Regions from separate parts of the Homo sapiens genome. Here region 1 is linked to region 2. Evidence: chromatin loops called from intact Hi-C (ENCODE). Cell type or tissue: heart right ventricle. All regions are shown on one strand. Links, peaks and the distances in the headings refer to the core of each region. The heading gives the core; the rest is flanking DNA.

Region 1 (4,407 bases), core at 246-4,245, 76 kb after region 2:
TGACTATTCATTTTAGCAATTTCCTGTTCTCTCTCCTTCCAGTCTTAAATGAAAAGGCGTGTGGTGATTTTAAAAAAAAGAATGTTAAATATTAACCAGTTCTTAGGGAAAACATGAAATGCCACTTTACTGTATTTCAGATTTTGGGAAGCAATTCCCAATAAAGATTCCCACCCCTCCCCCGTTTTTTATAAAAAAAATCTGGGCTCATATAAGGAGTCAAATTAGCCTCATCAAGCTAATTTTCTAACATTTTTGAAAACAACCAGCTTTCTAAATAATTGCTTGGTCGTGCCTGTGATCACTTGGGATAAAATACATTGTTATCATCATTTTCTTAATCCTCAAAGATCTTTAAAGACACGAAGTGCAGAAGCTAGAGAATATGTAACTTTATTTTCGTGCAGTAGAATGCATATTTGATTAATATGGAACTGTTTATCAGTGATAACATATTCTATGGTATATGGAACATAAATCAAATACTATTTGTATTAAGATTATTCTGAAAAATGATACATTCTTTAACCAATATATACCAGCTAGTGTTAATTAACTTTGAAATTTAAAGTAATTTAACTAAATAAGTAACACAATAAAAGAAAATATTGCTTTTCAGAGGTTTAATACCCACCATTTCTTTGTAATTTTACCATCTTCTTCCAGCAAACGCAATTCTTGTATCTCTTCATCCTCTATTAGTTCAGTATCTTATTTCATGACTACTCTTAATTCCTTATTCTTCTATATTAAAACTCTATCTTCATCTTGGTAGGAGTATTTAATCTTTTAATCATATCTTAAACATCTAATGAGCAGGCTGCTACTAAATATTTACAGTGATGCCAAAACGAATAATAAGAACATAAGTGTTCCAAGGAATAGCTGGAGTATGTTACTAAAAAAAAATAAGTAAAACTAATTCTTTATATAAGAGTTAAGAAGAAGTTAAAATCTCTTCGAAGGACTGTTTTAGAATAACATCTGAATGGACCATTTATTCAATTATATCTTTTGGCTTCAAATGATTTGTTTCAGATAATTTCCTTAGTTTCTATGACCAGATAGTTGCTTTCTTTTTTATTTCTTTGGGTACTTATTTTTACTTTTCCAAACAGGAAACAACTTTGTATTTTATTTATTTGCATCACATAGGTAGCTGATAATATGTTCTAGATTATGAGAGGCTATATTCAGAATCTAAAAAAAACACATAAATTTAGACAAGTTTGTATTGAAAAATTCCTTACATTTTAGACATTTATGTCTTTAAGTATATTTTAAGCCAAAGGTTTAAATAATATGCATTCTATAGCAAAGAAAATAGGATGGTTAAATATGATAACTAGAACTTGGCTAGCCCTCTGGTTGTCAGGACACTTAAACAATTTTTAACTGTATAATTTCTATGACTAATATTCCTGGATTTTAAAGTTACACTATAATGCCAAACGAATAAATGGAATAAAATTTTAAAATGAGGGTCCCAGTCAGAAGAACGTATATTAGTATGTTTTAAAATAAGACGCAAAGGGTTTGCATCCAGTATTTTATTCCCTTTAAGACTATAATTGACAAACTGCAGTAATCATGCTTTTATGTGTTTTTCTGCCTCTACTGAATTCATTTAAAGAAAAAGAAAGTAAAAAAGTGAAAAAGAGACTCCAGAATTTTGAAACCCAGTGGTCCTAAAGTGATGGGAAAATAGCCAAGGTGTCACAGCTAATTTCTGACCCTGTTTTATGAGTTCTGCTGTTCCTTATTCCCCCTGTCAGCCTGGGAATCCCTGAGGCTGTGCAAACTGGCTGAACATCACTCAATCCAAGTTTTATATCCCCTTTTAATAATGTTGAGTCTATTCTGTCCAACTTTGATTCAGACAACCTGCTTGTCTTGAAAAAGTGATATATTTAATCAGTGACTCTGTCTCCAGCATAGCTCCCACTGCGTGTGACTAGAGCCAGAGAGTAGTGCAGTGGTCTGTCATTTCTGTTTGAATGGGTAATGTGGAGCCCATCAGCTGAAAAGACAGGAGCTGGAACTGCTTGTTAGGACACATGATCAAAAGCCACTCTCTGCTTTCTGCCAATCAAACCTCATGTCGCCTTGTGGGGCAGACATTAAATAGATTTTTTTTCTGCCTTACAATATGGGCACTTTGCCAGTTTGACATGTGAACTGTTACAAAAGATAGCAGAGTTTTGACCACTTGCTGACTGCTTAAAAATATTACCGAACACTTGTCAAAATGAAATATTCATAATACTATATTATGATAAATTCAGTGAAGTATTATTTGGTGCATTTATGTTGTAATTTATGGAATTTTTTTTGTGGGGCAGAAGAAACAGTAGACACTTGCTTCTTGGGTGAAAGTAAGGAAGACAAAACTGTAAATCAGTCCAATTACAAAGCTATCACAACTGTGTGACAAATAGTTTTGAATAAGATGATTATTACTTTATGAAAGTAACATTAGTTAATTAAATGTTATTTTGCATTCTCTCTCATCTGCTTTAAAAATTATTTACTTCTTGTAAGTCATTGTAGGAGAGTGGCTTTTGTATTATATTTAATACAAAAATATGTAAAACTTTTATTTTGAAATATAATTCAGGATCTTATTCCTTCTTCTTATTGAGAAGATGGACACATTTTAAATTCGAAGACAGTCTTTAATTTGTGGCTGTCCTGATGGGTGTTTTTACTCTGCCTTTTCTTTTTCTTATCCTCTGAAGATTCCACTATTATATTTCTGCTTCATCTTTGTGCCCATAACATTACCCAGTAATGATAGTGGAATAGACCTAACTTCTAAGGTTTTTAAGAGAAGAATGAGTACCTAAGTACTTTTGACTTAAAAGGTCATTGAAATGGGCATTTCCTACCATTTTCAAACCACCCAGATAACTGTTCTAAAGCTGTTAAATCTTAGTTGGTGTTTTGATATCTCCAAACTTGCCACTTGCCGTTTCTTCTCTAATGATCATTTTAAAAGGAGTTAAACATTTTCACCAAAACATACCATGGCAATCTAGTGGAACTCATTTAAACAGTGAGCTACACATAAACAGCTGCTCCTTCAATAAGCCATTCTTTATAATACCCTTATTACCTTCTAGTGTCTCAAATTCTGATTAGTCAACAGTGCTGATTGCTGTACAGCATTCCGTTGCCCATCTTCCTTCTGCTCAGCTGCTCATGTCTTAGTTGTTATTTGATTACAACACAACTTGTGCATTGTTTCACCAAGTTGCTCTTCACATTGTGTCTTAAAAACTGAATTATCTAGGGAAACTGGGGTGTTGTGAGAGTGACTTTCTTTATACACATTTAAAATATCTGAGTAAAGCATGGTATTAAAAAAGACATAACTATGGAATTCTTAGGTTGGAAAGAATAATTGTGGCTTAAAACTCAGTACTTATAATTGAATTATGAAACAGACATTAAGGATGTGGAAGTGTTTTAAAAAGCATATACTATTTTACAAATTTAAAGAGTTATAAAAATGTTATATTATGGTGATTAAATTTCAATCAGATATAAAGTTCTGGAAGAGGTAATTATGTATGTATAACTCCATAGGAAGGGCCTAAAGGACCTTCATCTTTGCCCCAGGACTAGATAATTTTAGTCCAATTACTGTGCAGCACCAGTGATGCCTCACTAAATAGGATAGCCTGTTGGTAGTTTAAGTTGTGATGAAATAAGTAAGGGTGGGAAAAATCTCTATAATGAAGTTTGAATTTCAGCTATTCCTTTGTTGTGACCCCCTGGAATTTACTCTTAGTGAGTAGGAAATGCTGACACACTAGAAATGCAACCCCAGTAAAGGCCCTAAATCTGTCATTGTGCTCTGGAGTCTGCTCTGAAAATAGCAAAGCTCTTTTGGTAAATTAAAATCGGTGTGAATGGGAACAGATGTTGACATGTTTTACTTTATCTTCAGGGATGCCAGTTAAAGAGGAGGGGGTCAGCAAGGTTAGATGGTAGGAAATAGAGTAAGTGTGCAAACTTGTTTTGTGAAGGGAGTTCTGTTTTGGGACATTAGTCAATAGAATTGTATTTCTCTTTTGTAGTCCAGGTAAGAATTATACCTCCATTACTATATCTACAGGAAAGATGAGGGGGGGTGGTATTTATTTCCGGATGGCTATCTGCTTTTGATGTTCTCTTGTGATTGTGTCTTTTCTTCATCAAACTGCTATAAACTGTCTCAGATTGCTATTAGGTTTTACTTTGCAACATCATTTTGGCATAGCTTCCTAAAGTATTTGTTGAACCCTAGTGCTGTAGTAGAGTCTTTGTACTGGTATTTGTCAAAAATAATGAAAATGGTTTATGCTCTAAAAATGCACAATTTATCAAATACCTTGTATAGTTAATTTAAATAAGTCTCGTAGA
Region 2 (4,407 bases), core at 306-4,305:
TTTTTTTTTTTCTTTTCTGTACAACACTTAGTGCTTTGAAGTTTCAAGATCTGGATTGGTGTTTTGGAGTTTGGAGAACTGGGTTCTAATTTTAACTCTGCTACTAATTTGTAACTAATTACTTGAACTTGAACAAATTGTTTAAACTCTCTAGGCCTCACTTTCATTTCAGTTGTAACAATCTCTCTGGTTCAGTGATGCAAAAAATCTGATTTCAACTGGAGAGATTAGGTGTGATGAGAAGATGTCATTATTCTGTTTAATAATATGTATAACTTTTGTATGAATGCGTTGGGTGGCAAATTAATTGGTGTGGGCTAGAAAGTTTGAAAAAGCTTTGAAGTGTTAGTTAATAATAGTAAACTTCTGAGGCTTCTTTTTTTCACATGAGTTGTTGGAATTTATACCTATTTTTTTATATAACACCTAATGGCAGCAGTAATTTTTTTTTGTTAGATGTTGCTTCATTTTGAAGTTCCATTCTTAAAAGTTGCTAATAGGCATAGTGTTGCATCAAGTTTGACTTTCATTTTATGAATTTGGACTGTAGTTGTCTCCTTTTTTTAAAACAGTGATAGAAAATATAGAAATGTCAATAATAACAAAAATGATCGTGGAGAGAAGTTTGAAGAGTGAGATGGGAAAGAGAGAATGTGAATATGAAAGGAATAAAAACCAACCTGCTCTTTCCTATTTAAGTATTTGTCTGGCTTTCAAACACAATTTTATTTTATTGTTTCTTGGATTTTATGGAGTATAGAACATTGCCTAAGAATAGAGTGGATAAATTTATCACAGGCACATAATTCTTTTTGCCATGTGAGTGTGTTTGTTTGTTTTTTCATTACAAAGAAACCTCACCACATGTTTTTAACATTTTTATTATTTAAAGTATTTGAATCATATTGTGGCATGTGTTTCTTAAATAACACTCTTAGGGTGCTAAATAGGAGAAAAGGATAATGACATTAATATTATTTTTTTCTGTTTAAAAATGTATTCCACGTGTGATATTTGAAATACCAATTGCATAAATGTAGAAGTTAATTTTTAAAATTATTTTGAAATACATTGCCATCATTTTATCTGAATAACTCTGAATCTGAAGAATGCAGAAGGGTTAGAAAGAAAACTGCAGATCTGTGAATTAGTGATAATATAACTAAAAGTTACTATATGTTATAATTACCAGAGATTCTAATGAGCTAAAAAAGATGTGAGTTCCTGACAATGAAAACATTTGGAATAGGTTTTACAGGTTTCCTTATTTTTTGGGTATACTTCCATGGGGTTTTAGTGTTTTATAAGAGGTAATTCCCAGTTCAGTTCATAGGCAGTCCAGGATGTTCTGAATAATGAAGAGGCACATAAGGGAGTTCAGAGAAAGAAAGATTTGGCTTTATGACTTAAGTCAGTATGATATAGCATAATATTTTGAGATAATATCTGCATGGAAGCTGTAGTAACTGTATTGAGTTAAAGATGGGTCAATGATGTACAGCCTTGAGTATTTATTAGCTATACTGAGGGCTACATTTCTGTATTAATAAAGATAAGTTAGCTTCCTTCCTTCTTCCCTTCCCCTTCTCCCTCCCTTCCCCTTCTCCCTCCCTTCCTCCCTCCCTCCCTTCCTTCCTTCCTTCCTTCCTTCCTTCCTTCCTTCCTTCCTTCCTTCCTTCCTTCCTTCCTTCCTCTCTCCCTCCCTCCCTCCCCCTTTCTTTTCATTTCAGCATGGTTATGACCTAATAATGTTCAGAACATATAATATGTATACACATATGTGTTTATTCAATGTATTTGTTGTTTACTTTTATTCTTAAGGATTAGAGTTAAGCACATATCAACCAGAAAACCTACAAACTTTTGCAATAAAAAATTGACAATGCCTGGGTATGATTGTATCTCTGGAAATTATAGAAACCTATAAATTAAATTCTCAAGTGTGATACTGCATCACTTACTTGCAAGATTTACTGTTTCTAGAGCTGTAAGGGAAGATGTTACAGATGATAAGAACTATCTAATATTGTAGGAGTTTAAGTTTATTTAGTAGTGAAAGAGTAACCCCAAGAAGGAAGTTAGACCAATGGAACAAAACAAAGTGTGAAAGGAAGAGTGAGGTAAGACAGGGCATCTGAAACAGTGGGACAGAAACTGAAGAAGGACCCGTTTGCTTGGATTGACTGCTGACACATCTCTCTTTTAGGCATGTGTCTAGAATTTACTGCTTTACATTTTGTAGACATATAGAACTGCATATCGTGAATTGTCCTTTGTGGTTGTCATTCTGCCTGTGAAGGATGAAAATATGTTAGAAACAAAAAGTTGAGATAGTTTTGCCGTAACCACAGTTTTACGATGAAATTTTATTTTTGTGCACTGTTGCTTATAGAAGTATATGTATTCATATACTAACACACTATTAGGAATAACATTCTGTACAATGCCAATTTTCCTTCTCACTATTTTTTCTTCCTAAATATATCTACATACCATGAAATTACCTTTGCGAAAAAAATGGTTATATCATATGTATGAGCATGGCAAGTTCTGAACATAGTTCGCACTAACTAATGTGAACTTTTATGGCATAAGGACAAAAAATGAAATCTTCCTAGTGATGGGCAGGGATTCATATAAATGAAATAACATTTTTATATCAGAACCTTAATTTTACTTTTTTTCTAAGGATCTTTCAGTTCCAGTTGTTCCATCCACGTGTCCAGCTGGTGATATCAAATTGACTAATCTCTACTGGCTCTCTCCATCAACATCTCAAGGGTGGTTAATGATGATTTTATTCTCTTATTACTTTGCTTTTATTTAAATTATTCTGCAATTCCTCTCCTGTGAAAAATCAGTGTTCTAGCTTCTTGTGACCAGTCGTTAACTGTATATTTTGGAGTCAGTTATTATAGCTGTCACTCAACTGGGCTTATCTGTGAATGGTGTTTTGGAGAAGTGGCCTTTCCAACAAAGTCCCACCCTTTGCCGTCAACTGAAGTCTCTGTTAGTGCTTTACTCTCCCTGGTGACTTCTAACAACCTTGATTAGTTGGCTCTACAATTTTAAAGTCTGCCATCTGTCTCTACTTTTTCTTTCTTTTTGTCTTTTATTCCTATGCCATTAACTTATCATTATTCCTTTTCTACTAGAAAATATACATATGTCTATTATATATTAAAAATAAGTATTTGGTATACTTTAGTATCATACCTAGTTAGTGTGATGAGGATGCAGAATTGAATAACTTGCTTTTCTTAGGTCCTGTTTTATTTATTCTGGTCATCTTGAGTTACCTGGCTTTCACAGTCTATACTTTCAGGAGATTTAACAATATATGTCATTAATCAATCAATAAACTAATTATTTATTGAACTAATATGTTCAATACAATGCCAGATACAAAAGAAGCATAAAATATGATTCTTGCTTTCAGTACACTCACAATGTAAACAAATTAAGGCAGTATAAAATGTTGAATTTGGGAGGTTTTACCTGTCATTTAACAAATATTAGGTGCCTTTTATAATAATATTAGCTAACATATACTGAGTATTATCTATGACCCAGCCATTGTGCTAAAGTTCTTTAAATGTATTACAGGTCGAGCAACCCTAATCTGAAAATCCAAAATCTGAAATGCTCCAAAATCTAAAATGTTTTGAGTGCCGATATGATGCCAGAAGTAGAAAATTCTACACCTGATCTCAAGTGACTCAGTAAAAACAAAGGCACGTAGTAATTTTGGTGTAGTAATACTATAATATTAGAGTTTGTAATACAATTTTACACTTTAGAATGAAGGCAAGATAGTATTTATACATATGCAACATGTATCACATAATGTGTCTATGTACACATATTCATTATTCTTTGGCGCTTTGGAGTTTGGAATTTTATTCAACAGTGTTTACTGAGCACTTACTATTGCTAGGCACCAGCTGGGGATTGGAGATACATCAATGATCAAAACAGAAATCTCTGCCCTCAAGGAGCTTACGTTCTAGTAGAGGGAAACAGGCAATTTATTTTTTTTTAAAAAAAAGAAAAAGTAAGTTATTATAAAGCAAGGTAGAAGATAAATGCTATGGAGAAAATAAAACAAAAAAGGGGGATAGGGAGCACCCAGGGTGGAGGTATATGTGCAACTTTAAATAGGATAGTCAGGGAGGGTATCATTGAGAATAAAATTTTTGCCTAAAAACTTGAGGTAAAAGAGAAAGGGAACCATGCAGATATCTGGGGGAAGAGCATTCCAGGCAGAGGGAGGGACCAGTGCAGACTCTGAGGTAGAAGTGTGCTTGGTATGTTCAAGGTACAGGGAGGGATGAGATCAGAGTGGCTGGAGACAAATGAGTGAAGGGGGGAAATAATAGGAAATGAAGTCAGAAAAATGACAGGGGC

The links. Hi-C counts contacts between places; a loop is a spot of excess contacts. Peaks named below come from ENCODE experiments on the same cell type or tissue, not always from the same donor. Only the 100,000 strongest peaks of a DNase experiment are listed, where the experiment ranks them.
Region 1: a loop joins it to region 2, with 30 times the contacts of the local background. A loop is called at or near these places in 1 of 110 quality-filtered maps.

Annotation. Positions count from the first base shown.
Region 1 is chr11:16,295,216-16,299,622 of GRCh38, reverse strand. All of the region lies in intron 3 of SOX6 (SRY-box transcription factor 6), which reads left to right. Among named protein-coding and RNA genes, the nearest start is that of SOX6, 59 kb to the left of the region's middle. RefSeq lists an enhancer at 3,607-4,407. In heart right ventricle, for the core only: no CTCF peak of the experiment used is centred there; no DNase peak of the experiment used is centred there; H3K27ac peaks cover 1,588 bases.
Region 2 is chr11:16,371,108-16,375,514 of GRCh38, reverse strand. It overlaps a transcript of SOX6 not described here. Among named protein-coding and RNA genes, the nearest start is that of SOX6, 17 kb to the right of the region's middle. In heart right ventricle, for the core only: no CTCF peak of the experiment used is centred there; no DNase peak of the experiment used is centred there.